Regions from separate parts of the Homo sapiens genome. Here region 2 is linked to region 1. A link is a contact called in ENCODE Hi-C or POLR2A ChIA-PET data. All regions are on one chromosome and are shown on one strand. The core of a region is the stretch at or near the end of the contact, and the rest is flanking DNA. Distances in the headings are between cores, read along the strand shown. Region 1 holds the start of OCIAD2 (OCIA domain containing 2). Region 2 has its middle 16 kb from the start of OCIAD1.

Region 1 (3,498 bases), core at 464-2,963:
GAATCTGAGAAACAACAAGTTGGAGGTGTGGATCGGGGAGGCGTGAGGAGGAAGCGGCCACAGGTACAGGGACCAATTCGCACAATAGGAAAAGGTGAGAAATGAAGAGGGCCTTCAGTGGAGATCCACAGCCTCTCTCCAAGTCAACACACTCAGTCAGTCCTGGCAGCTCAGCCCAGAAAACTTTGTCAGCCATGGCTGGGGTAACTGTGTCCAGAGGTGTTTGAACAAGAGCCACTCCATCTTGAATAGGGACTGAGTAAAATAAGGCTGAAACCTACTGGGCTGCCTTCCCAGGTGGTTCAGCATTCTTAGTCACAGGATGAGATAGAAGGTTGGCACAAGGTACAGGTCACAAAGACTTTGCTGATGAAACAGGACTCAGTAAAGAAGCCAGCCAAGACCCACCAAAATCAAGATGGTCATGAAAGTGACCTCTGGTCGTCCTCATTACTCATTAAATGCTAATTTTAATGCATTAGCCTGATAAAAGACCCTCCCACCAGGGCCATGACAGTTTACAAGTGCCATGGCAACGTCAGAAAGTTACCCTATATGGTCTAAAAAGTGAAGGAACCCTCAGTTCCGGGAATTGCCCACCCTTTTCCTGGAAAATTCATGAATAATCCACCCCTTGTTTAGCATAGAATCAAGAAATAACTACCAGTATAATTAGCTAAGCAGCCCACACAGCTGCTCTGCCAGTGGAGTAGCCATTCTTTTTTGTTGTTGTTCTTCTTGTTTTTTGTTTTTTTTTTGTTTTTTTTTTTTTTGAGACAGAGTCTGGCTCTGTCGCCCAAGCTGGAGTGCAGTGGCGCAATCTCGGCTCACTGCAACCTCTGCCTCCGGAGTTCAAGCGATTCTCCTGCCTCAGCCTCCCGAGTAGCTGGGATTACAGGCATAGAGCACCATGCCTGGCTAACTTTTCGTATTTTTAGTAGAGAGAGTGTTTCACCATGTTGGCCAGGCTGGTCTGAACTCCTGAGCTCAAGTGATCTGCCTGCCTTTGCCTCCCAAAGTGTTGGGATTATGGGCGTGAGCCACCGCACCCGGCCTGTTTTCTATACTTCCTTAATAAACTTGCTCTCACTCTACGGACTCACCCCGAATTCTTTCTTGCGAGAAGTCCAAGAACCCTCGCTTGGGGTCTGGATCGGGACCCCTCTCCGGTAACAAGTGATATCGGTATTAAAGGTACCCCCACATGTCAAAGGCTTCCCTCCACAAGTCAGAGTTGGGGAGGGACAGGAGGCAGCAGGGGACCGACAAAGAGCAATGGAAAGAGAAGGCCTGGGAGCCAAGCAGGCCTGGGGTTGACTCCAGGCTCCCTTAGTGGCCTGCACAACTCAGATGACCCGTCTGTGAAGTGCAGGTCACAGTGGGCACCACACACGGCTGCAGAAAGGAGTGCAAAGGTGATGCCCACGCCTGGCCTAGGGCGGGGGCGCAATACATGGCTGTTGCGGCTGTGATTGCTGGAGGAAGGGAGTCATTTGGAAGGCACAAAGGAACTAGAACCTACTCGGTGTCGGGACAAGCCTCAAGGATGGGGCAGGGGTTCCGGCAAGAGCTGGGTTCCAGCCTGGGTTGCCACCAACAGCGAAAGTGACTGCCAGGTGGCAGTAGGGTGACTTCACCAGCTTAAGTGCTTAGCGGGCAGGCGAGGGGGCGGAGCAAGAGAAGAAAACACAAAGGGCCGGAAGGAAGCCGGGGAGACAGGTGGGGTACTCGGGAAGCTGGAGCGGGCCGGCGGTGCAGTCACGGGGGAGCGAGGCCTGCTGGGCTTGGCAACGAGGGACTCGGCCTCGGAGGCGACCCAGACCACACAGGTGAGCCCCCGCCCCGGGGAGTGTTGACGGCGGGAGGGGGTGGCCTCGGGGGAACGCGGCGCCGCAGGGCAGTCCTTCGAAGGCCGCGCGGTGCAGCGGTGGCCGCCCCCCACTCTCCCCTAACTCGGACCCCGGCGGCCCCGGCACGGGCGAGGGGCTGGGGAGCTTGGGGTGGCGCTGGCTGCTTCTGGCCAGGGATGGCAGCGGACTCCAGTAGGCTGACTCCCGGCTTCCCCGACCGCATCAGAAAGTGCAGTGTCCCCCGTCCGCCGTCCAGCCCTGCAGGCGCCCCCCTCCAAGCCATCCTAAGAAGCACCCCCGCCCCCCATGCTGGGGCGCGCCCTCCTCCGCACATTCGTCGGTCAGCACCCACGAACCCACGGGTCCCTTCCCCACCACTGAGGAAACAGAGGGTCCCCGGACCACCCCAGCGTGGGGGGTGGGAGCTACACCTGCAAGGCAAGACCCTCGGAAGGCTTGCTTTTAGGTGCAGACTGAGGACTAAGTGGGTGCCAGGGGACCTGGCCACCGAAGCTGAGAGGTATATTTGCCTCCCAATATAGGGCAGCGGCCTAATGGCTAAGCAAAGATAATCTAATTTGGCGTGGTCAGCAAAGACTTCCTGGGAGTGCTCAGGAAATGGAAGGTGTGCAGGGGCTTTATGGACGTATCCCTCATCCTCATCCTCATCCTAGTCTTCATTCCTGCAAGAGCCCCTCACCATTGTTGTGTCCATTATGCCCAATTAACAGTGGAGAAAGCTGAGGCAGAGACGGATTAAGTCATTTGCACCAAAGGGATCGCAGGGGTAAAGAGTCACGATTTGAACTCTGGTCTCTCTGACCCCAGTACTTTCCCGTGCAGGGCACCGTGCTGCCCCTGTAATCACATTAGACACCTGTGATGAAACTTGGTGCGAGTACGGGTCCCCTTGGCTCAAATGCCTCAAAGTTTAGTAACTGATGTAGGAAACAGAATTGTATATAAGAGGTTCATTTTGCAGAAGAAAAGCAGAGGTAGAGGTAGAGTTCAGGGCTGCAGAATGCAGTGGCCACTGGGGGCAGGAGGAGGCTCAAAGTCCACCTGGATTATGTCCATCATTGCCAAATCCAGGGTCCACTTTTCTAAGCCATGTGATGGTGTTGATGATTCACTCCCTCCTTCAGAAATTCCCTCCCCTCTGTATCAGCTATTCCTTCTCAGTCATTTCCTTGGCCTGCTTTTTTTTTTTTAATCTTTCTTCTCTTTTCGATATTCCCTTGGGCTCAGTGTTCATATTCTCCAGTACTGTTTTTAGACACATTTATTAAAGTTCCCTGCTTTAACTCTCATCTCTATGATGGCAGCTCCCAACTTCATCTCTCTAGCCTACCCCTGTTCTGGAACTCTAGACCCAAATCGTCAAATATTAACAGTGGCTAATTCCACTGTTTGCCCCCACAGGCACCCAAATCCAACATTTCCAAACCCAAATTTAGCATCTCTATCAAAGATGCTAAATTCCCACCAGGGTCTTTGTTCACGTCCCTGTAACTCCTTGTCTGGACTAGTGTACCACCTTCCAACCTGGTCCTCCTGCCCCAGAGTCCATCTACCCTCCACAGATCCTCCTGAAAGCTTAGGAGTCCTAGTTCCTTTGTGACATGACTAGATGGAATGGACCCTGCTT
Region 2 (3,724 bases), core at 454-2,953, 91 kb after region 1:
AGTAACCCGGCTGGGTAGCACAGTCCCAGGTGCCACTGGGGGTATGAAAAAATACTTCTACAGCTAGCTCAGTGTCTGCCCAAACAGCCGCCCAGTTTTGTGCTTGAAACCCAGGGCCCCGGTAGGAATCTCCTGATCTGCAGATTGCAAAAACCGTGGAAAAAGTGTAGTAACCCAGCTGGGTAGCACAGTCCCTCATGGCTTCCCTTGGCTAGGGGAGGGAGGTTCCTGGCTCCTTACACTTCCCGGGTGAAGCAACGCCCCACACTGCTTCTGCTTACTCTCCATGAGTTGGACCCACTGCCTAACCAGTCCCAGTGAGATGAACTGGGTGCCTCAGCTGGAAATGCAGAAATCAACCACCTTCTGCGTTGGTCTTGCTGGGAGCTGCAGGCCAGAGCTGTTCCTATTCAGCCATCTTGGCCCCTCTCCCACCCCTTTTTTTGGGGAGGAGGGAGTCTCGCTCTGTCACCCAGGCTGGAGTGCAGTGGCCCAATCTCCACTCACTGCAACCTCCACCTCCCAGATTCAAGCGATTCTCTTCTCTCAGCCTCCCGAGTAGCAGGATCACAGGTGTGTGCCACCATGCCCAGCTAATTTTTGTATTTTTAGTAGAGACAGGGTTTCGCCATGTTGGTCAGGCTGGTCTCAAACTCCTGATCTCGGGTGTTCCTCCTGCCTTGGCCTCCCAAAGTGCTGGGGTTACAGGCGTGAGCCACGGTGCCCTGCCACCGTTTCAAATTTAAGCCTAATAATAAACAGTTAAGAAGTTGTATTTTGAGAAGCAAGCCCAAGTTTTAAAAGATATTATTTCAAAGTTTTATAAAAGTCAATATTTATTCAACAAAAGCCAGTATTTATTATCTTCCTTTTTTTTTTTTTCCTTTTAGACGGACTCTTGCTCTGTTGCCAGGCTGGAGTGCAGTGGCGTGATCTCAGATCACTGCAACCTCCGCCTCCCAGGTTCAAGCGATTCCCCTGCCTCGGCCTCCTGAGTAGCTGGGACTACAGGCATGTGCCACCATGCCCAGCTAATTTTTTGGCCAGGATGGTCTCAATCTCTTGACTATATTTTGTATTTTTAATTGCCATTAGCATATATCAACTAAGCGCTATATAGATGTCCTGATCGCCTCCAGTTTATTCTAATGAACTGCACAAAGATTAGCGTTTTTCTATGTGTGCCATGATATTAAAAAGATTGGGACATATTGGCATAGAATGTCTAAACAGAGAGAGAGCGAGAAATGCACAGGTGGATAAGTCGACATAAATGGGAGAAGGGCTTACCCATCCTGTGTGACTAGCAGGAAGAAGGTAATGAAAGTTATAGAATACAGGCCACTTTATACATTTGTGACAGAAAGACAAAGTAGTTGAAGATATTGGCAAGAGAATGGTTGAAATTATTGGCAATGGAATTGAAGCTAAGTAGGGATGAAAAGAAAACAATCAGATAGGGATAAAATTAAGAGTATCAAAGATCTAGTAGTCAGTATGATGCCAAAGAACAGGTATGTGCGGGATTACCTATGTGGGAGAGCTGAAAGAATATGATGTTGACTAGATGGTGGAATGTAAATATTTCATATTCAATGAATTTATGCCTTGGCCACAAAAAGCTTTGTTGTCATTAAAACAGAGGCGATGGGAAGTGAAAGGGAAAGTCATTTGCGACCCTGGGGTTTCTGAGCTGCTGTCTAGTTCAACAGTTTGATTTCCTCCAAGCCAGTGGAGTAGAGATTTGAGAATTTTACAAGAACTGAGATAGCCCTGTCTACATTATCAGAATCTAGTTCAGTTCATGAGTCACAGAAGTAAATATTTGTTCATATGTCAGATCTACTGTAGTTTTCAGACTTTTATCAAACTGCAGCACTTCTTAAAGATCCTCCAAAAAGCAGGCTTACCAAGAAATGTAAATTCCCTGGCAGGTTTTGCAGGTCATTCCAAAAAAGCATAGTTTCATGCAAATGAAGTTTCAAGACAATTACCTCCCAGCTATTTCTTGCAAATACATTGTCAATCCTGAGTCTTGTCTAGAGAGAAATCTTGCATCTGCCACTGTGTGAATTTCTTCTAGAAATAATTTATTCTTTTCTTTTTTTTGAGATGGAGTCTCACACTGTTCCCCGGGCTGGAGTGTGGCGCGACCTCAGATCACTGCAACCTCCGCCTTCTGGTTTCAAGCAATTCTCCTGCCTCAGTCTCCTGACTAGCTGGGATTACAGGTGCACACCACCACATCCGGGTAATTTTTTGTATTTTTAGTAGAGATGGGGTTTCACTATGTTGGCCAGACTGGTCTCGAACTCCTGACCTCATGATCTGCCCACCTCAGCCTCCCAAAGTGCTGAGATTACAGGCGTGAGCCACTGCACCCAGCCTCTTCTAGAAATGGTTTAAGAGGACTTCACAAATCCTGGACTCCCAGAATGTATCTTAATATATAGACTATTATTTTGAGGCATATTTTGTTCTTGTTTTCCTTTTTTCAGCAGAAGATGAAGAGAAGCATCAATAAAATCATGGAGCCCATGTGTCAGTATGAATATGAACCTAAGAAGAATCTATTAATACCTCTGAGATACTAAATCATATAAAGTTATAAAGTACCTAACACAGCATCCAGGACTTGGTTTGCATGCAGAAAATGTGAGTTCTTTTTTGTTTTTCTTGAAGATTTAAAGTACTAGAAAGGAGTTTGGAAAAGAGAGAGAGAGAGGTAAGCATAAAAGTGATATAGCCTATATTGTTAATTTAGAACCATTCCCGGTAAACTATTGCAAATAATTTGTCTAACTTTGTAATTAAAATTTAAAACAAAAAGTTTATTTTTAAGGGGAAAATAGGGCTTCCAGTGATCATTATTCCAGCTCTAATCGATGCTGTTGTGTAAATTATGTTATTTTTGTTTTTGCCTTAATTCCAGCTCTATCTCCAATATTCTGAGTATTGCATTCAAACACCAATCTGTCTACTTTGTTATAAATATGAAGAGTCAGCTCTCAGTCAAAAGTTAGAGGAGAGTTTTTTCCACGTCTAGGTGACTTTATAATTTCACTATAACAAATATTTGAAAAAAAAAAAAAAAGGCTTTCTGAATAGCCATACTCTGCTTTTCTTTCTTGGACAGTTTCATTTTCAGGCAGAGGCAAGGATTAAAAAAAAAAAAAAAACCCCTCCACAGGAGGTGACCCTTTCTACAGTGCTCCTCATGCTGTCAATCAAACCGAGAACCATCTGTCCCTCTTTAGATTTCAGGAGCCATCTTGCACATCTGCTGTGCCTTTTCTATTGCCACTTATAGAACACACTAAGAGCTGTTAGATGAATTAGGGGAACCAGAGTGCAGCTGCATGTAGCTGGTTTGAATTTTGCAGCTGGGTCCTACACATCAATCTCAGTCTTAAAAAATTTTTTTAATGAGATTAGAACTACAAAATTATTTATTTATTAATAGTAACTTCTAAGAAAGTGGGTCTTAAATTTTTATTCTCTGAAAGTTTAAAACATATATTTTTACAACTCTCACCAAATGTTTAAAATTCAAGCCAACTGTAACATTTAAATAGTTATTCACGAGCTCCTCTTAAGAAAAAGTGTCACATGAAAAAAAGTTTTTAAAACTTTGACATAAGCCAAATACTTTCTGATATAGAAGTAAGTTTGATGCCTGTTATAGAAATGCTAGAAGTTTGCAGGCCACAAAACTAAAATATTA

What was found. Hi-C counts contacts between places; a loop is a spot of excess contacts on that map. ChIA-PET counts read pairs that join two places held with the same protein, here RNA polymerase II (POLR2A). Pooled maps may share reads with other maps.
Region 2: a loop to region 1 is called in a pooled map, with 2.4 times the contacts of the local background. The contact joins the enhancer-like site here to the promoter of OCIAD2 in region 1. A Hi-C loop is called at or near these places in 2 of 168 maps with a recorded cell type or tissue (CD4-positive, alpha-beta T cell and aorta) and 4 of 50 pooled maps. POLR2A ChIA-PET finds 5 or more read pairs at or near these places in 5 of 52 experiments (CD4-positive, alpha-beta T cell, H1, OCI-LY7 and 1 more).

What each region holds. Positions count from the first base shown.
Region 1 is chr4:48,904,989-48,908,486 of GRCh38, reverse strand. OCIAD2 (OCIA domain containing 2) reads left to right here and starts at 1,713. Exons shown (of 7, transcript NM_001014446.3): 1 at 1,713-1,829. RefSeq lists an enhancer at 1,406-1,485 and a silencer at 1,776-2,035.
Region 2 is chr4:48,813,695-48,817,418 of GRCh38, reverse strand. It overlaps a transcript of OCIAD1 not described here. Among named protein-coding and RNA genes, the nearest start is that of OCIAD1, 16 kb to the left of the region's middle. Within about 2 kb of position 1,703, at least 2 of the 41 ENCODE cell types and tissues checked have a DNase peak (open chromatin) inside an H3K27ac peak, as active enhancers do; they include OCI-LY7, where a contact is called at or near this core.